Regions from separate parts of the Homo sapiens genome. Here all the other regions are linked to region 1. A link is an interaction called in ENCODE POLR2A ChIA-PET data of the cell type or tissue named here. Cell type or tissue: HepG2. All regions are shown on one strand. Links, peaks and the distances in the headings refer to the core of each region. The heading gives the core; the rest is flanking DNA. Region 1 has its middle 18 kb from the start of LINC01882. Region 2 has its middle 6.2 kb from the start of PTPN2. Region 3 has its middle 13 kb from the start of SEH1L.

Region 1 (8,092 bases), core at 3,093-8,092:
ATGGACTAAGACAGTCCTCAAGGTTCATCCGTATTATAACATATGCCAGGATTTACATCCTGTTAAGGCTGAATAATATTCCATTACCTGTTATACCACCTTTTCTTTATCCATTCATCTGTCCCTGGGCATTTAGGCTGCTTCTACATCTTGGCTATTATGAATAACACTGTAATGAACATGGTGCACAAATAACTCTTTGAGATCCTGATTCTGCTTCTTTTGGACATATACCCCAGAAGTAGGATTGCTGGGTTATATTATGTCTATTTTAATTCTTTGAGGAACCTCCATATTGTTGTCCATAGCAAGTGCACCATTTTACAGTCCCACCAAAAGTGTCCAAGAGTTCAAGTTTCTCCACGTCTTCATCAATGCTTGTATTTTTTTCTTTTAATAATGGCCAACCTAATGGGTATGAGGTGATACCTCACGTGGTTTGTTTTGTTTTGTTTTTGAGATGGAGTCTCACTCGGTTGCCCAGGCTGGAGTGTAGTGGTGCGATCTCGGCTCACTGCAACCTCCACCTCCCGGGTTCAAGTGATTCTCCAGCCTCCTGAGTAACTAGGATTACAGGTGCACACCACCATGCCCAGCTAATTTGTGCATTTTTTAAGTAGAGACGGGGTTTTATTATGTTGGCCAGGCTGCTCTCGAACTCCTAACCTCAGGTGATCTGCCCACCTTGGCCTCCCACAGTGCTGGGATTACAGGCATGAGGCACTGTGCCGGCCTGTTTTGTTTTGTTTTGTTTTGTGAGATGGAGTCTCATTCTGTCACCCAGGCTGGAGTGCAGTGGTGCAATCTCAGCTCACTGCAACCTCCGCCTCCAGGCTCAAGTGATTCTTCTGCCCCAGCCGCCCAAGTAGCTGGGACTACAGGGGTATGCCACCACGCCTAGTTAATTTTTGTGTTTTTAGTAGAGATGGGGTTTCACCATGTTGGCCAGCCTGGTCTTGAATTCCTGTAATCCTCCCGCCTCGGCCTCCCAAAATGCTGGGATTACAGACTACATGTGGTTTTAGTTTGCATTTCTCTGATGATTAGAGATGTTGAGCACCTTTTCATACACTTGCTCACTTGTATATCTTCATTGAAGAAATGTCTATTCTTTGCCCATATTTTTATTTTTGTTTATTTATTTATTTAATTTTGAGACAGAGTCTCGCTCTGCTGCCCAAGCTGGAGTGCAGTGGTGTGATCTCAGCTCACTGCAACCTCCACCTCTTGGGTTCAAATGATTCTCCTGCCTCAGCCTCCTGAGTAGCTGGGATTATAGGCGCCCACGACCACGTCCAGCTAATTTTTGTACTTTTAGTAGAAACGGGGCTTCGCCATATTGGCCGGGCTGGTCTCGAACTCCTGACCTCAGGTGATCCGCCCGCCTCGGCCTCCCAAAGTGCTGGGATTACAGGCATGAGTCACCGTTCCTGGCCTAGTTTTATTTATTTATTTTCAGATGGAGCCTCATGCTGCTGCCCAGGCGGGAGTACAGTGGCATGATCTCAGCTCATTGCAACATCCACCTCCTGGGTTCAAGCAGTCCTCGTGCCTCAGCCTCCCAAGTAGCTTGGATTACAAGCACGTGCCACCATGCCCTGCTAAGTTTTGTATTTTCAGTAAATACAGGGTTTTGCCATGTTGGCCAGGCTGGTCTTGAACTCCTGACCTCAGGTGATCCGCCTGCCTCGGCCTCCCAAAGTGCTGGGATTACAGGTGTGAGACACCCCGCCCAGCCCATTTTTAAAAAATTTTTAATTTTTATGGGTACATAGTAGGCATATATATATATATATATATATATATATATATATATATATATATGATACTCGCATTTTGATACGAGAATATAATGTATAATAATAATATCAGGGTAAACGAGGTATCCCTTGAACATTTAAAAATATATATTCTGGATGTTAGCCCTTTATCAGATAAATGATTTTCAAGTATTTTCTCCCATTCTGTAGGTTTCTTTTTCACTGTGTTGTTTTCTTTGCTGTGCAGAAGTTTTTGATGTAGTCCCATTTGTCTATTTTATATTTTGTTACCTGTGCCTTTGGTGTCATAGCCAAGAAATCATTGCCCTTCTCCTAATGTTATGAAGTTTCTCCCCTATGTTTTCTTTTAGTTTCGTAGTTTCAGGTCTTAGGTTTAGGTCTTTAATTCATTTTGAATTAATTTTTGTATATGATGTAGATTAAGGGCCCATTTTTTTCTTTCCTACGTGGATATGCAATTTTCGCGGCATCATTTGTTGAAGAGCTATCCTTTCTTCATTGTGTAGTCTTGGCATCTTAGTTGAAGATCTTTGACAGTAAACATGAGGGTTTATTTCTGGGCTCTGTATTTTGTTCCATTGGTCTATATGTCTGTCTTTATGCCAATTCCATATTGTTTCAATTACTATAGCTTTGTAATATGCCTTGTATTTTGTTCTGGGCTCTGTATTTTGTTCCATTGGTCTATATGTCTGTCTTTATGCCAGTACCATATTGTTTCAATTACTCTAACATTGTAATATGCTTTGAAATCAGGAAGCGTGAGGTCTCCAGCTTTGTTCTTTTTCAAGGTTATTTGGGGTCCTTTTAGATTCAATATGAATTTAGGATTTTTTTTCTGTGTCTGCAAAAAAAAAAGCCATTGAGATTTTGATACAGATTGCGTTGAATCTGTAGACTGCTTCAGGTAGTATGGACAGCTTATCAATACTAAGTCTTCCAATCCATGAACATGAGATGTATTTCTATTTATTTGTGTCTTCTTTAATCTCTTTCAGCAATGTCTTATCATTTTCATTATATAACTCTTTTGCCTCCTTGGTTTAGTTTATTACTATTTTATTCTCTCTTTTTTTTTTGTTTTTTTTTGTTTTTTGAGACGGAGTCTCGCTCTGTCACCAGGCTGGAGTGCAGTGGCGTGATCTCGGACACTGCAACCTCTGCCTCTCCGGTTCAAGCGGTTCTTCTGCCCCAGCCTCCCAAATAGCTGGGACTACAGGCTCGCGCCACCACGCCCAGTTAACTTTGTATTTTTAGTAGAGATGGGGTTTCACCATGTTGGCCAGGATGGTCTCAATCTCTTGACCTCATGATCTGCCTGCCTTGGCCTCCCAAAGTGCTGGGATTACAGGTATGAGCCGCCATGCCCAACTTATTTTATTCTCTTTTATGCTATTGTAAACGGGATGTTCTTTATTTATTTATTGGATTGTTCATTGTGTACAGAAACACAACTGATGCTGGAATGTTGATTTTGTATCCTGCAATTTTGCTGAATTCATTTATTAGTTTTAACATTTCATGGAATTTTAAGGGTTTTTTACATATGAGTTCATGTCCTCTGCTAACAGACAACATTTTGCTTCTTTTCCAATCTAGATGCATTTTTATTTCTTTTTCTTGTATATTTCTCTGGCTAGGACTTAAGAACTACATTGAATAAAATTGGTAAGAATGGAAAGCGTTCAGTTTTTCACCATTGAGTATGACTTTAGCTGTGGGCATTTCATATATGACCTTGACTACCAAGGTTGAAGTAATTTCCCTGGAGTCCTAGTTCATTGATTGTTTTGCATTGGAAGGGAGTTGAGTTTTGTCAAGTGCTTGTTCTGCGTGAATTGACATATGATCTTTGTCCTTTTTCTGTTAAGGTGTTGTAGTGCATTTATTCATTTCCATATGTTGAACCATCCTCACATCCAGGGATGAATTGCTTTTGGTCATGGTATATGATCCTGTTAATGTACTGTTGAATTTGGGTTGCTAGTACAGGCACACCTCATTGTATTGCCCCTCACTTTATTGTGCTATTCACAGCTATTGTGCTTTTTCACAAACTGAAGTTTTGTGGCAATTCTGTGTCAAGAAAGTTCTATTGTGCCGTTTTTTTCAACACCATGTACTTACTTTGGGTCTCTGTGTCACATCTTGGTAATTCTCAAGATATTTCAAACTTTCCCATTATTATTATATGTTATGGTAATCTGTGATCAGTGATCTTTGATGTTACTTGTTGTAATTGGTTTGGAGCACCGCAAATTGCACCCATGTAAGATAAAGAACTTAACTGATAAATGTGTGTGTTCTGACTGCGCCACCAACCAGCCATTTGTTCTCCCTTTTCTTTCCCTCTCCTTGGGCCTCCCTATTTCCTGAGATACAACAATATTGAAATGAGGCCTATTAATAACCCTACAGTGGCCTCTAAGTGTTCAAGTGAAAGGAAGAGTCACAAGTCTCTCACTTTGAATCAAAAGCTAAAAATGATTAAGCTTATTGAGGAAGGCATTCAAAAGCTCAGATAGGCCCAAAACTAAGCCTCTTCTATCAAACAGCTAGCCAAGTTGTGAAGGCAAAGAAAAAGTTTTTGAAGGAAATTAAAAGTGCTACTCCAGGCCGGGCACGGTGGCTCATGCCTGTAATCCCAGCACTTTGGGAGGCCGAGGCGGGAGGATCATCTGAGGTCAGGATTTCAAGAACAGCCTGGCTAAAATGGCCGAACCGCATCTCTACTGAAAATACAAAAAAAATTAGCTGGGCGTGGTGGTGCATGCCTGCAGTCCCAGCTACTCAGGAGGCTGAGGTGGGAGAATCGATTGAACCCGGGAGGCAGAGGTTGCCATGATCCAAGATTGTGCCACTGCACTCCAGCCTGGGCAACAAAGTGAGACTCTGTCTCAAAAACAAAAACAAAAAAAGTGCTACTCCAGTGAACGCAAATGATAGCAAAACAGCCTCCTCATTGCTGATGTGGAGAGTTTAGTGGTCTGAATAGAAGAGCAAACCATCCACAACATTTTCTGAAGCAAAAGCCTACCCCAGAGCAAGGCTGTACCTCTTTTTCAATTCTGTGAAGTCTGAGACAGGTGAGGAAGCTGCAGAAGAAAAGCTGGAAGCTAGCAGAGGTAGGTTTATGAGATTTAAGAAAAAACAGCTGTCTTCATACCGTAAACATGCAGGGTAAAGCAGCAAGTACTGATATAGAAGCTGCAGCAAGTTATCCAGAAGATCCAGCTAATTGGTGAAGGCGGCTACACAAAACAACAGATTTTCGTCCCAGTGCTGTGGCTCACGCCTGTAATCCCAGCACTTTGGGAGGCCGAGGCGGGCGGATCACGAGGTCAGGAGATAGAGACCATCCTGGCTAACACAGTGAAACCCCGTCTCTACTAAAAATACAAAAAAATTAGCCCGGCGTGGTGGCGGACGCCTGTAGGCTAGTCCCAGCTACTCCGGAGGCTGAGGCAGGAGAATGGCGTGAACTTGGTAGGCGGAGCTTGCAGTGAGCCGAGATCGCGCCACTGCACTCCAGCCTGGGCGACAGAGCAAGATTCTGTCTCAAACAAAACAAAACAAAAAACAGATTTTCAATGTAGATGAAACATTCTTCTATCAGAAGAAGAGGCCATCTAGGACTTTCATAGCTAGAAAGCAGAAGTCAATGCCTAGCTTCAAAGCTTCAAAGGACAGGCTGGCTTACTTGTTAGGGGCTAATGCAGCTGGTGACTTTAAGCTGAAGCCAATATTTACCATTCCAGAAATTCCAGGGCCCTTAAGAATTATGCTAAATCTCCTCTTCCTGTGCTCTATCAGTGGAACATCAAAGCCTGAATGGCAGCACATTTGTTTGAGCATGACTCACTGAATATTTTAATCCCACTGTTGAGACCTACCGCTCAGAAAAAAAGATTCCTTTCAAAATACCACCAGTCATTGACAATACACCTGGTCCCAAGAGCTCTGATGGAAATGTGCAAGGAGATTAATGTTGTTTTCATGCCTGCTAATATAACATCCATTCTGCAGCCCATGGATCAAGGAGTAATCTCAGCTTTCAAGTCTTATTTCAGAAATACATTTCCTAAGGTTATAGCTGCCATAAATAGTGATTCCTCTGATGGATCTGGGCAAAGTAAATTGAAAACTTTCTGAAAAGGATTCTCCATTTTAGATGACACTAAGTATATTTTGATTCATGGGAGGAGGTCAAAATATCAACATTAAGATAAGTCAGTTCCAACGTTCATGGATGACTTTGAGCAGTTCAAGACTTCAGTGAAAGAGGTAACTGCAAGATGGAAATAGCAAAAGAACTAAATTTAACAGTGGACCCTAAAGATGTGAATAAATTGCTGCAATCTCATGATAAAACTTGAAGAGATCAGGAGTGGCTTCTTATGGATGAGCAAAGAAAGTGGTTTCTTGAGATGGAATCTACTCCTGGTGAAGGTGCTGTGTACATTGTTGAAATGACAACAAAGGATTTTGGGATATTCCATAAACTTAGTTGACAAAGCAGCGGCAGGGTTTCAGAGGATTGACTTCAATTTTGAAAGAATATAGGTATTTACTTTGTGGTTATCCTGGGACTTACATGAGACATCTTATACTTGTAATAATCTATTTTAAGCTGATAACAACTTACTCAATCATATACAAAAACCACTTTTACAACTCTACTTTTAAATTATTGATGTAGGGCCAGGTGCAGTGGCTCATGCCTGTAACCCCAGCACTTTTGGAGGCCAAGGTGGGAGGATGGCTTGAGCTCAGGAGTTCAAAACCAGCCTGGACAACATAGCAAGATCTCTCATCTTAAAAAAATTATTTTTAAAATTTTTATTTCAATGGTTTTTGGGGTACAGGTGGTTTTTGGTTACCTGGATAAGTTCTTCAGTGGTGATTTCTGAGATTTTAGTGTACCCATCACCCAAGCAGTCTATGTTATAATCAACATGTAGTGTTTTATTCCTCACCCCCTCCAAACCTCCCTGGCTAAGTCCTCAAAGTCCATTATATCATTCTTTTTTTTTTTTTTTACCCTGAGATGGAGTCTTGTTTTGTTGCCTAGGCTGGAGTGCAGTGGTGCAATCTTGGCTCACTGCAACCTCCACCTCCTGGGTGATTCTTGTGCCTCACCCTCCCTAGTAGGTGGGACTACAAGCACATGCCGCCACATCCAGCTAATTTTTGTATTTTTTTTTTTTTGTAGAGACAGGGTTTCACCATGTTGGCCAGGCTGGTCTCGAACTCCTGGCCTCAAGTGATCCACCCACCTTGACATCCCAAAGTGCTGGGGTTACAGGTGTGAGCCACTGTGCCTGGCCTGCTAAAGTCCATTATATCATTCTTATGCCTTTGAGCCCTCATAGCTTAGCTCCCACTTGTGAGAGGTACAATATTTGGTTTTCCATTTCTGAGTTACTTTACTTAGAATAATGGCCTCTGGCTCCATCCAAGTTGCTGCAAAAGACATTATTTCATTCCTTTTTATGGCTGAAGAGTAGTACTCCACGATGAATATACCACATTTTCTTTATCCACTCATTGGTTGATGGTCACTTAGGTTGGTTCTATATCTTTGCAATTGTGAATTGTGCTGCTATAAACGTGTGTGCATGTGTCTTTTTCATATAATGACTTATTTTCCTTTGGGTATATACCCTGTAGTGGGATTGCTGGATCAGATGGTGTTCTACTTTTTGTTCTTTAAGGAATCTCCGCACTGTTTCCCATAGTGGTTGTACTAATTTACATTCCCACCAGCAGTGTAGAAGTGTTCCCTTTTCACCACATTCACACCAACATCTATTGTTTTTTTGACTTTTTAATTATGATCGTTCTTGCAGGAGTAAGGTGATATCTCATTGCGGTCTTAACATCTCCCTGATGATTAGCGATGTTGAGCATTTTTTCATGTTCGTTGGCTGCTTGTATATCTTCTTTTGAGAATTGTCTATTTATGTTCTTTGCCACTTTGTAATGGGATTATTTTTTTCTTGCTCATTTGAGTTCCTTATAGATTCTGGATATTATTCCTTTGTCGGATGCATAGTTTGCAAATTTCTCCCACTCTGTGGGTTGTCTGCTTACTCTGCTGTTTGTTTTGCTGTGCAAAAGCTAAAAAAAAAATTATTGATGTCACAAATTACACCTTTACATAGTGCGTACCCATTAAGATATTTTAACATATTTTTATAGTTACAGTGTTTGTTTTGATTTTTAGAGATGGGGCTTCACTTTTTTGCCCAGGCTGGTCTTAAACTCCTGGCTTCAAGAAATCTTCCCCAAGTGCTGGGATGACATGTGTG
Region 2 (8,092 bases), core at 1,555-6,554, 160 kb before region 1:
TCACTGTTATTCTTGCAATCACATTGACTTTTCTTTTCTTTTCTTTTTTTTTGAGACGGAGCCTTGCTCTGTCACCCAGGCTGGAGTGCAGTGGCGCGATCTCGGCTCACTGCAAGCTCCGCCTCCTGGGTTCACGCCATTCTCCTGCCTCAGCCTCCCGAGTAGCTGGGAATACAGGTGCCCACCACCACGCCCAGCTAATTTTTTGTATTTTTAGTAGAGGCGGGATTTCACTACGTTAGCCAGGATGGTCTCAATCTCCTGACCTCGGGATCCGCCCACCTCGGCCTCCCAAAGTGCTGGGATTACAGGCGTGAGCCACCGTGCCCGGCCACATTGACTTTTCATCTACTATAATCAGGCACCATACTGGTACCCAATGGTGGTACCCAAGGTCGAGCATCAGGATAGAGCAGGAGACAGGAAGAGGATGAAATCTTTATTAAGGCAGCAGCAGGGGGAGACAGAGAGCAGAGCATTGATTTGAGAGATTTCTTGGGAGGCAAGAAGCAACAGAAACCAGCGACCCATTAGACACAGAAGATAAAGGATAGAGAGATGTTGAAGATGACTTCCAGGTTTGTAGCTTGGTTGAATAAGTGATGCCATTAGCTGTGATAGGGAAAACAGGGAAAGAAGACAGTTTTATAGACAAGGTTTTTTTGTGTTTTTTTTTGAGATGGAGTTTCGCTCTTGTTGCCCAGGCTGAAGTACAGTGGCACAATCTCGGCTCACTGCGACCTCCGCCTCCCAGGTTCAAGCGATTCTCCTGCCTCAACCTCCCGGGTAGCTGGGATTACAGGGGCGTACCACCAAGCCCGGCTAATTTTTGTATTTTTAGTAGGATGGGATTTCATTATGTTAGCCAGGCTGGTCTCGAACTCCTGACCTCAGGTTATCCACTCGCCTCGGCCTCCCAAAGTGCCGGGACTACAGGCGTGAGCCACCACGCCTGGCCTATAGACAAGGTCTTGAATTCAGATGTGATAAGCTGAGCTGGAGAAGCTTTAATTGCTTCAACACTGTTTCACTTCTATGAGCCCTCATACTAGTTGAATATGAGCCAGGGCCCCTGGACTCCTTGGGGTCATTTGTCACAGCAGCAGTAGGAAAGGAATACAGTGTGTGTTCCTGCCAAAGCCATGGGCCTGCTGTGGCTGTGCTCCTTCACAGAAAGCCACATTGCCCATCTGATAGCCCTCTCCTGCCCTCTCTCTGGGTTTTGGTAACTGCTCCTGTCCCCTGCACCTTCAGACCCATGGATTGGTAGAATTTCCACACAGTTGTTAACCCTGAGTGTTTAGCCCTGAGTGTTTAGATTTCTTCTAATCTTGTCCACAACTCTGTAAATCATTCTGTCCTTAAACTCTCTTTAATTACCTTTCTTAGTGTGCCAACGGTTTCACAACTGTACATCCTCTGGGACACTGATGGATGCAGACTCAAAATTATCAAAATAAATAAAAAGCTCTAGATTTCAAGAATTAAGGAGACTTGAGAACCATCTAACACATACAAAGGAATATGGTTCTAACAAAGTACTCAAGAACTAATCATTTTAGGGACTGGCATGGTGGCGCATACCTGTAATCCCAATGCTTTGGGAGGCCAAGGCAGGAGGATCACTTGAAGCCAGGAATTTGAGACTGGCCTGGGCAACATAGTGAGACTCCATCTCTACAAAAGAAATTTAAAAATTAGCCGGGCGTGGTACATGCCTGTAGTCCCAGCTCTGGAGGCTGAGATGGGAGGCTCTCTTGAGCCCAAGAGTTGGAGTCTGCAGTAAGCTATGATCGCACCATTGTACCCCAGCCTGGGAGACAGAATGAGATCCTGTCTCTAAAACAACAACAAAAGACACATGAATCATTTTTAGAATACTGATCAAAGTCACCTAGTTTTCATCTTCCTTTATCCATTATTTATTCTTTCTTCCAAGACTAATCAAGGCAAAATTGTGATATTTATCTTAACAACGTGGTAAAGTATATATCTGTCACTCTCTGGTAACTTCTCTTCCAACAGATTTTTATGCCACCCTTTGTCCTCTGGAATGGTTCAATGCAGCTTGATTTGCTAGGACTGTACTTCTATTGTAGAACCCCAAACTCAGACCTGTGTACCCCATGAGCAGCTGGGGCCAAACACTGAGACACTGGTGCTTGGAGATAGAGAAAGGTTTATTCAATTTGACCAAGGCAAGAGGGCAGGAGGGCAAGATCTCTCAAATCTGTCTTAACAAAAAGGTGAAGCAGGGAGTTTTTGTGCAGCTAGACAAAAGGGAGGGGGAGTTTCAGGGAACCGATGGGAAAGTCTGTGTTTCTTCAGTCTCAGATAGTGCCTTGAACAACCAGACTTCTGGGCATCAACAGCCGGTCATGACATCCTTAACAGCATCCATTCCCTCTGCAAAAATGTTTTGTGACCTTGAAGTTATCTTCTCCTCTTGGTGAAGAAACAGCACATCAGCAGTTTATCATTATATTGAGGGAGCAAGGGATATTGGCAGAAAGCGGGCAGTTAACATGTGCAAGCAGGCAAGGGCCTGATCAGAATGTTCATGGTTTCAGCCACTAAAAATGCGGGGTGCTGAAATCTCAAAGGGCCCGGTTACACTCCTCACTCCCCCAGTCAACATTCATTCACCCCGCAGGTGTAAGACCTATAGCTGCTTCCAGTTCCTGCCACTCTGGTGGGGTGAGGTATTATCTCATTATAGGAGTAACTGGCATTCTCTAGTGACTAATGAGGGTAAGGTTCATATGCTTACTGGCCATTTGGATATCCTCTTCACAAAATGCCTACTCAAAAATCTCTTGCCCGTTTTCCTATTAAGCTATCTTTCTCATACTGACTTGTAGGCGTTCTTTATTTTGGGCCTGAGTCTTTTGGGGAAGTATTCACTGCAAAACGTCTACTCTGCAGTTCACCCTTTTCCTTAATGCTGTCATTTGATGAACAGAAATCCTTAATTTTAAGGTACTTCCATTCAAAAGTTTTTTCATTGAGAAGCTTAAGGATTTTTTTTCATTGAGAAGCTGAGGGATGAAACTCTAAGGAGTCCCAGATCTTCTTAGAGAAGGCGTGCCTCTAGCCCGCTGCATGGAGAGCCCTCCCTGTGGGGGTGCATTTGTGGAACTAGCTGGAAACCTTGTACAGCTGGCTGCCATATCAAATGACCATGGACTTGGTGGCTTAAGACAACACCATTTATCCTCACTTAGTTCTAGAGGCCAGAAGTCCAAAACCAAGGTGTCTGCAGGGCTCTGCTCCCTTGGAAGGGTTCAGGGAGGAGCCTTCATTGCCTCTTCCAGCTTCTGGGTGCTCCAGGTGTTCCCCGTAGCTGAGTGACTAACCTCTGCCTCCATCTTCATATGGCCCTTTCCTGTCTCAAATCTCTCCCTGCCCTTCTCCTAGAAGGACAGTTGTCATTGGATTTAGGGCTCACCCTGATAATCCAAGATGATCTGATCTTAGGATTTGTAGCTCAATCTGCAAATACCCTTTTTTCATAGAAGGTCACATTCACAGGTTCCAGGCAGACACATTTTTGAGAGGCCCCCATTCAATCTACTCTATTGCCCTCTGGGTGTATGGGAAAGTTGCTCACGGGGAGATGTCTCACGGGAGGTACTCTGCTACAGACGCACCCCCAGGAGCAAGGTGCTGGGGGAGGCTGCTGGTCACTGGAGTCAGCCCAGCAAGCACAGTTCCCCTGTGCGGTTCCCAGCAAGCCCTTTCTCCTTAAGTGTCTCTCCACTCCCCCTACTGACAAAGCTTAACACTGTGTCAGCTGGCAAAGGAAAAATATTTAAAGGGCCCAGATCCATTCTCATAGAGAAGGTGAAAAAGGAAGCCTTGAGCTTAATGTCAATAAATTGATAACTGACATATTTAGGGACTATGATAGTTCATTGGAAGGCCTACCACATATTCTGTGTAGTTGGGTTAGGTAGTTATTTTTGGAAGTTTTTTTTTTTTTTGAGACAGAGTCTCACTCTGTCACCCAGGGTGGAGTGCAACAGGCGCCGTCTTGGTTCACTGCAACCTCTGCCTCCCAGGCTCAAGCAATTGTCTTGCCTAGCCTCCTGAGTAGCTGAGATTACAGGCATGTGCCACCACACCCAGCTTTTTTTTTGAGACGGAATCTTACTGTGTTGCCCAGGCTGGAGTGCAGTGGCGCAATCTTGGCTCACGGCAACCTCTGCCTCTCAGGTTTGAGCGATTCTCCTGCCTCAGTCTCCTGAGTCACTGGGATTATAGGCACGCGTGACTACGCCCAGCTTATTTTTATATTTTTAGTAGAGACTAGGTTTCATCATGTCGGCCAGGCTGACTCACTCACCTTGGTCCCACAGAGTGCTGCAATTATAGGTGTGAGCCACCACACAGAGCCTGAAATTTTTTTTTTTTTTTTTTTTTTTGAGACGGAGTCTCGCTCTTTCGCCCAGGCTGGAGTGCAGTGGCGCCATCTCGGCTCACTGCGAGCTCCGCCTCCTGGGTTCACGCCATTCTCCTGCCTCAGCCTCCCCAGTAGCTGGGACTACAGGCGCCCACCACCACGCCCGGCTAATTTTTTGTATTTTTAGTAGAGACGGGGTTTCACCGTGTTAGCCAGGATGGTCTCGATCTCCTGACCTCGTGATCCGCCCGTCTCGGCCTCCCAAAGTGCTGGGATTACAGGCGTGAGCCACCGCGCCCAGCCCCGAAAGTTTTTTTAAAAACCGTAATTTATTTGGTCTTTTACTAAAACCATTTTTGGAGGCTGTGGATGAAGCTGAATAAATATTAGGATTTTTTGTTTGATACATTAATTGCATTTGGTCCAAACCTAGGCAGCAGATATACTTTGTGGCTCCAAAATATGGAATGAGTGAATCCCCATCTTGATCCTATGTGGCTCATATCTATCACTTTGTAATTGCTGGCAATTTTAGAGAATTTAGGTGCATTATGTGGCTTTGAAGCCATATACAGTCTTTTGCTATATTCACTAGGTGATGGTAGTTTATGAAATACTGTGTAAGATAATGTGCCTGGTTTCCATTTCTAAATGAAATACCGTTTATTTTTATTTAAATTAAAAAAGTTTTCACTCGAGTGAGGAATTTTTTAGTTTTATTGAGGTTAGCATACATATAATAAAGTCCAAAAAATCTTAAATGTGGAGCTCAATGACATTTTATACACACATGTACAAATACGTGTATATTATACACAACAGTGTACCACCAACCAAATCAAGATATGGAATATTTCCAGGACCCCTGAAGATTCTCTCATGCTTCTTCCCAGGCAACACCCCCACCCTACCAGAGGCAGCCCCCAGCTGCCTCCAGAGGTAATCACTATTCTGTTGTCTATTTTTGAACTTCATATAAAATGGAAACATATAGTTATGCTCTTTTGGATGTAGCACCATTTATTGAAGACACATTACTTTAAGCCTTTGTGAAATACACACACACAAAGATACACACCGGATGACTATATGTGTGAACCTGTTTCTGGACTTTGTTTAGTTCCACTGGTCAGCTTGCCTTGGTCAGCTTGCCTTTCCTTGCGTCGATACCACATATCTTTATAAGAGATCTTGATATCTGGAGGGATAATGTCTTCCAGATCTGTTCTTCTTGGCTACTTTTGGCCCTTGAGTTCTTCTTTAGACTCTATTCTGTTCCATTCTTCTATTTGTCTATCTTCACACTAAGAACACGCTGTTTTAATTATCGTAGCTTTAGAGTAAATCTTATTATCTGGTGAGGTAAAACTTCCATTTTCTTCTTCCTTAAGATTATTTTGGCTATTCTTGGCCCCTTGCATTTTTATTTGTAAATGGTAGCATCAGCTTGTCAATTTCCACTACAAAAATATGGTGAGATTTTGATTGAGATTGCACTGAATTCATACATGACTTTGAGAAGCACTGGCAACTTTACAATACTAAAGTTTCCAAGACATTACATCGTATATCCTTCCATTTATTTAGCTCTTCTTTCATTCCTCTGAGTGATATGTTGTGGTTTTCAGACTAGAGGTTTTGCTAATCTTTTGTTAAGAATTTTTCGGAATAGTTTATATTCCAATGTTTAAAAATTTTCTAGTTGCTGTTGCTATGTAGAAATACAACTGCTTTTTCTGCCGGGCGCAGTGGCTCACACCTGTAATCCCAGCACTTTGGGAGGCCAAGGTGGGCGGATCACGAGGTCAGGAGATCAAGACTATACTGGCTAACACGGTGAAACCCCATCTCTACTAAAAAATTAGCCAGGCGTGGTGGCGGGCACCTGTATTCCCAACTACTTGGGAGGCTGAGGCGGGAGAATGGCGTGAACCCAGGAGGCAGAGGTTGCAATGAGCTGAGATTGCACCGCTGCACTCCAGCCTGGGCGACAGAGTGACTCCATCAAAAAAAAAAAAAAAAATACAACTGCTTTTTCTTATATTGACTTTGTTTTCAAAGACATCTCTAAATTCAATTTTTTTTTCTAATTTTTTTATTTTTAGAGATGGAGTCTCACTATGTTACCCAGGCTGGTCTCCAACTACTGGCCTCAAGTGATCCTCCCACTTTGACTTCCCAAAGTGCTCGGATTACAGGTGTGAGCCACTGCACCTAGCCTAAATTCACTTATTAATCTAATAGTTGACCTGTAGATTACTTTGGATTTTCTATGTGTACAATATATTGGCTATAATATCAACTTTGTTTCATCCTTTCCAATCATTATACCACTTCTTAATTTTCCTCACTTGTTGCTATAACTATACAGTATAGAACAGAAGTGATGATAGTGGCCATCCTTATCCTGTGTCCAAGCTCAAGTGCGGGTGCAATCACTCAGAAAACTGTTCAGCAGTGTATGATGAACATATAGATACACTGCAATCCAGCAATCCCACTCCTAGACATATGCCCACAAGAAATGAGTGTATGTCTACCAAAAGACAAGGACAAACATGTCCTTAATGGTTCTCTTCATGAGAAGGCCAAACTGGAAACAACCAAATTCAGAACAAATAAATGGTAGTAGACTCAAACAATCATATGCTATTTAGCAGCAAGAATGAACAAACTATTCCTACAACGTGGATGACTCTCACTAACTTGAGCAAAAGCAGTCAGACATTAAAAAGCACATATTATATAATTAAACAAAGTTCAAAAAAGGCAAAACTAATCTACGGTGTTAGAGGGCTTGGGGCTGGTTACTCAAGGGGGAGGATTTAGGATGGCGCTCCAGGGGCTTTCTGGAGGAGAGATAAATTTCCTGTTCTTGGCCTGAGTATTGATAGACAGCTATGTTCACTCTGTAAAAACTCCCTGAGCTATGCACTTGTGATTTGTGTGCATTTTTGTGTATATTTCAATTAAAAGTTTATTAAAAACTACATATATTTAACTGAAGTTCATTCTCACTGTAATCTGTACAATCTGAATTTGTATAACAAATGTCTGCCCAGCTCTATAAATGTACAGCTCTTGTAGACACCAGGCTTTTAGGCTGTATTTTGATATGCTTGTGCCTCTGAAGTTCTAGCTATAAGGGTAGTCTGTTTGTGCTGCTATAATGAAATAGCTGCAACTGTGTCATTTGCAAATAACAGAAATTTATTTCTCACAGTTCTGAAGGCTGAGAAGTCCAAGGTCAAGGCACCAGCAGGTTTGGTGTCTGCTGAAGGCCCATTCCTCATGGTGCCACCTAGGGGCCTTCACATGGCAGGACAGAAGGGCAAAAACGGCCCAAGCTAATTCCCTCCAGTCCTTTTATGAGGCACTAATCAAATTCATGAGAGCAGAACCCTCATAACTTAATCACTTCCCCAAATGCCAACCTCTTAATACTGCCACCATGAGGATAAAGTTTCAACGTGAATTTTGGAGGGGACACCATTATTCAAACCACAGGAGGGGCTATGGGTAGTAAGTAGAGTTTTCTCTGAAAGGGGTATAAATTATACATTGAGGGGAGAGAGCCTCTTAAACAGTATACTAAAGTGCAGAAGGCAGGCCTTGTTCCAGTGAAAGAAGGGACTCCAAACTCTCGCTATGCTTCATTTCCTTTGGTCTAGAGCAGTGGTTCCCAAACAG
Region 3 (8,092 bases), core at 2,033-7,032, 200 kb before region 1:
CTGTTGTCTCCTCCTTTTCTTATAAGGTCACCAGTTCTATTAGATAAGGGCCCCACTCTTATGATCTTATTTAATTTTAATTACCTCCCTACAGGCCCTCTCTCCAAACATAGTCAGATTAGGGGTTAGGACGTCAACATAAGAATTTGGAAGAATACATTTCAGTCCATAACAATTGTCTTATGTCAGGAGTAGATTAAACTCTCCGTTCCTATCACAGTATAGTCTTCAGGGATTTTGATCACCTTTCTTTTCCACAAGATATCACACCAGTTTAGTACATTTATGACATTATGCAGATTGGACCTGATGAGCAAGATGCAGCAACTGCTCTAGACTTATTAGTAAGAAATGTGCATGTCAGAGAATGGTAAATAAATCCAACTAAAATTCAGGGACCTTCTCCCTCAGTGAAATTTCTAGGGATCCAGTGGTGTAGGGCATGTCAAGATATTCCTTACAAAATGAAAGACAAGTTGTTGCATTTGGCTCCGCCTATAACCAAAAAAGAGGTACAATGCCCTTTTGGATTTTGGAGGCAAGACATTCTTCATTTGGGTGTGCCACTCCAGCTCATCAACCAAGTGACCCAAAAAGCTGCTAGCTCTGAGTGGGGCCCTTGGCTTCTAGTCCTGATACACAATCTTATCAGTTCACGCCCCTATCTATGGCCTCATACAGAGTTTCCTACAATCAGTTGACTGAGGAAGACGAGACGAGATATACCAGGCACATAGGTGGTTCTGCATGATATGCAGGCACCCCAATATGGACAACTACAGCATAATAGTCCCTTTCTGGGACATCCCCAAGAAACAGTGGTGAAGGGAATTCCTCCCAGTGGGAGCAATCCCCAACTTTGGGCAATGAATCCAGTGGTTTTTGTTTGGAAGGAGACATGGCAAGAGGTATAATTGTATATTCACTTATGAGATTTTGCTTGATGGTCAGGGACTTAGAAGGAACATTATTGGAAATTGGTGACAAGGAAATTTGATGTCTCTCTCTCTCTGAATGAGCAAAAAATGGAAGATATTTGTGTTCCATATGAATGCCCACCAAACGGTGACATCTACAGAGGAGAATTTTAATAATAGAATAGAATGACCTGTTCTGTGGATGCGAGGCGGTTTCTTTCCGTAGCCACCCCTGTCATGCCCAGTGAGTTCACGAACAAAGCAGCCATGGTGTCAGGATGGAGGTTACACATGGGTTCAGCAATATGGACTTCCACCCACTAAGGCCAACCTGGCTACACCCACCACCGAGTGCCCAATCTGTCAGTGGTAGAGACCAACACTGAGGCTCCAATATGGCACCATTCCCCGGGATGATCAGCCAGCTACAGGTGGCATGTTGGTTACATTGGACTCCTTCCATCATGGTAGGTCGGTATTTTGTCCTTCCTGGGGTGGACACTTAGTCTGAATATGGATTTGCTTTCCCTGTACACAATGCCTCTGCCAAAATTTATCCATGGAGCCACAGAATGCCATATTCACCACTGTGGTAGGTTCCACAAAGCATTGCTTCTATCCTATTCAGCCCGTTCTATTCTATTCACTGTTCTAATCTGCCTACTGCTTCAGGATGGTGGGGAACATGGTGAGACCAGTGACTTCCAAGAGCCTGTGCCCATTGCTGCACTTTTTTTTGCTGTGAAGTGAGTGCCTTGATCAGAACAGTGAAACGGCGTTTTGAAGACTCAGATACAGTGTCAGGTAGGTGGTAATGCCTTGCAGGGCTGGGGCAATATTCTCCAGGAGGTTGTGTATGCTCTGAATTAGCACCCAAGGGGCTGGGGGTGGTGGCTCATGCCTGTAATCCCAGTACTTTGGGAGGCTGAGGTTGGGGGATCGCTTGAGCTCAGGAGTTTGAAACCAGCCTGAGACACATAGCAAGACCCTGTCTCTATTTAAAAAAAAAAAAAAAAAAGTTTAAAAATTAGCTGGGCGTGGTGGCATGCAGCTGTACTCCCAGCTACTCAGGAAGCTGAGATGGGAGGGTCACTTGGGCCCGGAAGGCCAAGTCTGCAGTGAGCCTTGATCATGCCACTGTACTCCAGCTTGGGTGACAGAACAAGACCCTGTCTCAAAATAAATAAATATAAGTTAGCATCCAATATAGGGTGCTGCTTCGCCAATAGCCATGATACATAAGTCCAGGAATCAAGGGATGGAAATGGAGTTGGCACCATTCACTATTACCCCTATACTGACCCACTAGCAAAATGTTTTCTTCCTGTTCTGTAACCTAATGCTCTGCTGATCTAAAAGTCTTAGTTCCAAAGGGAAGAGTGCTTCCACCAGGAAACACAACAGTGATTCCACCAAACTCTCAGTTAACGTGCCACCCAGCCACTTGGGGCTCCTCATGCTTCTGAGTCAACAGGCTAAGAAGGGAGCTGCTGTGTTTTCTGGGGTGATTGGTCCTGGCTACCAAGGGAAAATTGGGCTGCTACTCCCCGACGGAGGTAAGTAAGAGTGCATCTGGAGTACAGGAGATCTCAATGTTACTCTGCACTGTGATTCAGATCAATGGAAAACTATAACAACCTAATTCAGGCCATACTACTAAATGGTCCAAACTCTTCAGGAAGGAAGGTTTGGGTCACCCCACCAGGTGACAAACCATGACCAGCTGAGGTGCTTGCTGAGGGCAAAGGGAATCTGGAATGGGTAGTGGAAGCAGATGGTTATAAATACCAGCTAAACCACATGGCCAGTTACAAAAATGGGGACTGTAATTGTTACGAGTATTTCTTCCTTATTTGGTTACAAATGTGTTGTGTGTGTGTGTGTTTAGAAAATATATTTGTCTTCTTCTCTCTCTTATTCCCTTATATTACATAAGACATATCTTAATATTTCAGTTACAGGATACCAAAGAGAAGAGTAAACATGACCCAAGAACCCTACGTCCTCTTCTGGGGAAGGTTTAGTGTGTCTCTGGTTTTACCCAAGATAGTTGAATCAGGTGAGGTGCAAGTATGATTTTGCTGTTATCTGGAGATTAAGTATAGTTTAAGGAGATATGTAGAGGTGCCACGTTGACAAACAGTTGACTGCAGTAGTTAATTTTATTTATTTATTTATTTATTTGAGACAGGGTCTTACTCTGTTGTCAGGCTGGAGTGCAGAGGTGTGATCTCGGCTCACTGCAACCTCAGCCTCCCAGGCTCAAGTGATTCTCCTGCCTCAGCCTCCTAAGTAGCTGAGACTAAAGTGCGCGCCACCACACCCAGCTAATTTTTGTATTTTTAGTAGAGACAGGGTTTCACCATGTTGGCCAGGATAGTCTTGATCTCTTGACCTCGTGATCCACCCACCTCGGCCTCCCAAAGTGCTGGGATTACAGGCGTGAGCCACCGCGCCCAGCCTGCAGTAGTTAATTTTATGTGTCACTGTGGTTAAGCTATGGTGCCCAGTTGTTTGCTCAAACACTAGGTCTAGAAGTTGCTGTGAAGATATTTTGTAGGTATGATTAATATCTACAATCCATTGACTTTAAGGAGATTACCCTCAATAATGAGAGTGAGCCTCACCCATTCAGTTGAAGGACTTGAGAGCAAAGACTCTCAAGAGAGCAGGGAAAAAGAAGGAATTCTGCCTCAAGTCTGTAACACAGAAATCCTACCAGACTTTTTCTGGTTTGCTGACCTGCCCTACAGATTATAGACCAGCCAGGCCCCACAATCACATGAGCCAATTCCCTTAAATAAATTCCTTTAAAATATATCCATAGATCTCCCATTAGTTCTCTGCGAAACCTTGACTGGTACAGTTAGTTTCACTTGTTTTGTGAAGTTTCACTTGTTTTGTGCTTCCTGTACATGAAATTACACAATCTATACTTTTCCTACCCAGCTCCTTTTGTTCTACATGACATTTGTGAGCTTCATTCCTACTTTCCTCAGGTTCATCCGTGAACTGTGTGTGAGCTGCGGGGTCAGACCCACCGTCTGCATGTGTAGCATTCCTGTGAGACAGGAGCCAGCAGGCGGCACTATGACATCGCATATGGAACTTGGAAACGTCCTGTAACTGCAAATTCCTAGGTGTCAGCCACAGCTGAATTTTTCAGTGGTCTGTCACAGGGCAGGCAGCTTATCGTCAAACTGGAAATAAAATCTTTACATTTCTAAATTTGATGTTAATTGAGTTGATAAAATTTGGCCGGGCGCGGTGGCTCATGCCTTTACCAGCAGTTTGGGAGGCTGAGGCAGGCAGATGACTTAAGGTCAGGAGTTCGCGACTAGCCTGGCCAACACGGCGAGACCCCGTCTCTACTAAAAATACAAAAATTAGCTGGGTGTGGTGGTGATCACCTGTAATCCCAGCTACTCGGGAGGCTGAGGCAGGAGAATTGCTTGAGCCCTGGAAGCGGTGGGTGCAGTGAGCCAAGATCACGCCACTGCACTCCAGCCTGGGCGACAGAGTGAGACTCTGTCTCAGAAATAATAATAATAATAAAATAAAATAAAATTGAAGTGCTCAGGACACGAGAGGCCTTCACAGAAGTAAGCTGTGGCAGGGGGAGAGGAGAGGGGCTGATGTGCCCTCAGCCCAGCACTAGGGAGTGTCAACGCCCTGGAGGGGTCTGGTACTTTACTTGCCAGCTAATGCGTTGCGCCGTCACAGACTAGTGGATATGGATACTGGCAGGAGCTGTGTTATGTATTTTTTTTTTTTATAGACAGGGTCTCACTCTGTTGCCCAGGCTGGAGTGCAGTGATGCAATCATCGCTCACTGCAGCCTCAAATTCCTGGGCTCAAGCGATCCTCCTGCCTCAGCACCCCCAAAGTTCTGGGACTACAGGCATGAACCACTGTGCCTAGCTAGAAGCCGTGTTATTATTTACAACAATCACTATAGCCATAGTACCCACATTTCCTTGCCCTAAGTCCTAGCATGTGGGGCCGGATGACACCTGCACAAGCAGTGGCTTGCAATTCATGACAATCTCTGAGCTTGGGGACCCTGAATGTTTGACAATGGGCAGTAAGCCTGCCTACCCATTTGCTCTGGAAAGAGCTGCTCTTTCTATCTTCCAAGCAACTGCCCTTTGTTGTAAGCAGTGTAAGCAAACTGCCCATTGCTTTGGAGAAAGACACTATTGTTTGTCTTCCAAGGCTGTTCATTTCACCAACATTGTTGAAAAGGTAACCCAGAACAAAGGGAAGGCAGACATGCAAAGACTGCAAGGCATGCAAAAATGTGAAACACCCAGGGAGACTCATCTGGCAACAGGAGTATAGAGGATGAGGAGGGTCCTCTTCCTCTGGGAGGTGTGGTGGGGAGAAAAATGTGCTGCTAGAATGGAGAAGGTGGCTGCAGAATGGCACCTCTAGGCTTTCTGAGGATTCACATCAGTCCTCTGCACCAGGAGGCTGCCATCTGCATAGTAACGGGCTGCCTGGGGCCCATGGCCTTGAGTGGCATTCCCCTCTGGAACTTTTGGGCAGTGGTGTTCTTCTTGTCTCCCCGTAGCAAGCACTGGAGAAAATGTCATGCAGACATCCTTTGCTCCTCACTCCTGTGCTCTGGAGGGGAGAGCCTATCTAAACCAAAAGAAGCCCCGAGTGCATGTTTTCCTTTCTGACTGAGGTCGAAGGCGAGAGAAGGCTCTTGCAGAGGCAGTAGCAGTGCTGAGAAGGGCAGAGCCAGGTGGCAGGAACCCAGGAGAGCCACCTTTCTACCTTAGGTCAACAGTCCTGCTGTTGAGGGAAACCCTTGCTATTCTAGCCTCTCTCTTAGTGTCCAAGCAGCAACAGTTGGGGCAGGGATGAAGGGCTCAATCTCTTTCCTGTGAAGGGGTCAGAGAGCATTTTGGATTGCCTTGCCAAGAAGAGTATATGTTGCAGGCCAGGGATGCCTGCAGTGGCTTGGAATAAGGGAAGGGAGGGTCTTCCTCGCTGACTTCCCTGGGATCTTTTCTTCCCACCATAATTTGTATTATGTATTGAAAGGACACAATTGGAGTAAAATTACAGAATTACAGACTTTCACTGGAGGAAAGGACCTCAGAGATGGCCTAGTCCAGTAGTTTCTTAGCTGAGATCCTGGGACTACTCAGGCCTTCACGGATGGGTTTCAGGGATCCAACCTTCTCCTAGTGCGATGCATTTGAGTTTCCAGAAGTTTGTCAGGTGACTGGGATCAAACCATTCCTAGGTGACGGGTAAGTAACAGAACAGATGGGTCTCTGGAGTTTGGGCAAGAAGAAGTCGTTGTAGCCAGGCAGAGTCAGACACGGCTGGGCATCAGGAAGCAGCCCTTGGGCCAGAGAAGTTCTCAGGCCGTTGTGCATCGTGGTGGCAATGGCAGCAACCTTGGGGTCCAGCAGCTTCAGCGTCCTCCACTATAACCTGCAGGAAGGAAACTTTATGATGCCTTATGTCAAGAATTTAGTATTTAAGCAACACAATAAAAAATGGCTAGGTGTTCCTATTTAGATGGACTTTGCTGGGGTGTGAGAGTCATTTTGTGAGTCCTGGGGGAGAACACTGCACAGACAAGACGGGACCCCAGGTGCCAGACTGGAGGCCCTGAACTTCATCCTGTAAGCAGAGGAGAGCAATTGGCAGTCCATAAGCAAGGAAACTGGCAACCACTGCAAGAACTGCAGGAATTGCCTCTGGAAGACACTGGAAGAATGAGAGAGTAGGGAAGGAAGCACAGGGTCTTCCCAAGCATTATTTGCCTGGTACACAGTAAGTTCTTATAAATATTTGGAGAGAGAAAGAGAAGAAGAGAGAATGCTTCACGATCAGTCCTACCAACATACTTGTAAGAATCAGCTGGGATCCACTTCAATCTTTCTGTAAAGGGAGAAATAGGAATGCATGCCGCCACCAGTACTCCTCACTGCTATTGTAACTAACGTTTGCATGTCCTCTTCCCCTTGTCACAAAGGGCAGTTACTGTTCCCAAGTTCTTATGTTGTAATGGGGCTTGTTGTCCTGGGACCTGGGAAAGAAAATAGTTTTCGGTTAATGCGACCACTACCCCAGGGCCCGTTTATTTGGGACAGCTGATGTGTAATGCTATAGTCTAGGGAGACATGGAAATTTTTTTGTAGGTCACTCTTAAGAAATAGTTTGAGATGGCGCTGGAAACTTCCTGAGCCCTTTGGGTTCCAATATTCTAGGTGGAGATTTAGTCCTCGCTCTGACATCTCAACCAAGTTCATTTTGAGCATCACAGTATGGTGGCTGAATAATGGCCCCTCAAGTATGTCCATGTCCCAATCCCCAGGACCTGTGAATAGGTTACTTTACATGGTAAAGGACCTCTGCAAATGTGAGCAAGTTAAGAGCCTTGAGATGGGGAGATGGTCGTGGCTTATTTGGGTGGGCTCAGTGTGACGGAACAGTCCTTGTAAGGGGGTTGCAGGAGGGTCAGTGTCAGAGGAGGTGATGTGATTGGAGTGATGCGGCCATGTCTTGCAGTGGGACACTGGCTTCCCTTTGTTCTGGGTTACCTTTTCAAGAATGTTGGTGAAATGAACAGCCTTGGAAGACAAACAATAGTGTCTTTCTCCAAAGCAAAGGGCAGTTTGCTTACACTGCTTACAACAAAGGGCAGTTGCTTGGAAGATAGAGTCGCTCTTTCCAGAGCAAATAGACAGCCCTGGAAGCTGGAAGGGGCAGGGCAGGTGCTATGGTCTGAATGTTTGTGTCTCCCCAAATTCATGTGTTTCATTCTAACCCCCAAGGTGATGATATTGGGAGGTGGGGTCTTGGGGAGGTGATTAGGTTTTGACGGTGGACCCTCATGATTGAAATTGGCATCCCTGTAAAAGAGATCCACCAAAAGAGCTAGCTTGCCCCTTCCAGTGAGAAGATGAGCCCTTACCAGACACCAAATCCATCTTGATCTTGGACTTCCCAGCCTCCACACTATGAGAAATACATTTCTGTTGTTTAGAAGCCACCCAATTTGTGGTATTTTGTTATAGTAGCCCAAATAGACTAAAGCAGAATGGATATTCTCCAGGGGCCTCCTTAAGACTAATTTTAAACTTCTGATCTCTAGAACTGTAAGAACAAATTTGAGTTGTTTTAAGCGAAGTGCGTGGCCATCTGTTACA

The links. Peaks named below come from ENCODE experiments on the same cell type or tissue, not always from the same donor. Only the 100,000 strongest peaks of a DNase experiment are listed, where the experiment ranks them.
Region 2: POLR2A ChIA-PET joins it to region 1 with 11 read pairs; 22 of 35 experiments call an interaction of 5 or more read pairs at or near these places.
Region 3: POLR2A ChIA-PET joins it to region 1 with 13 read pairs; 12 of 35 experiments call an interaction of 5 or more read pairs at or near these places.

Annotation. Positions count from the first base shown.
Region 1 is chr18:12,727,857-12,735,948 of GRCh38, reverse strand. No RefSeq gene overlaps it. Among named protein-coding and RNA genes, the nearest start is that of LINC01882, 18 kb to the left of the region's middle. RefSeq lists a silencer at 1,451-1,617. In HepG2, for the core only: no CTCF peak of the experiment used is centred there; a DNase peak (open chromatin) is centred at 5,568; H3K4me3 peaks cover 2,048 bases.
Region 2 is chr18:12,886,355-12,894,446 of GRCh38, reverse strand. No RefSeq gene overlaps it. Among named protein-coding and RNA genes, the nearest start is that of PTPN2, 6.2 kb to the right of the region's middle. In HepG2, for the core only: a CTCF peak has its summit at 3,758; a DNase peak (open chromatin) is centred at 3,756.
Region 3 is chr18:12,930,569-12,938,660 of GRCh38, reverse strand. No RefSeq gene overlaps it. Among named protein-coding and RNA genes, the nearest start is that of SEH1L, 13 kb to the left of the region's middle. RefSeq lists a silencer at 5,097-5,391. In HepG2, for the core only: a CTCF peak has its summit at 3,999 (motif pointing right); DNase peaks (open chromatin) are centred at 4,000 and 5,100.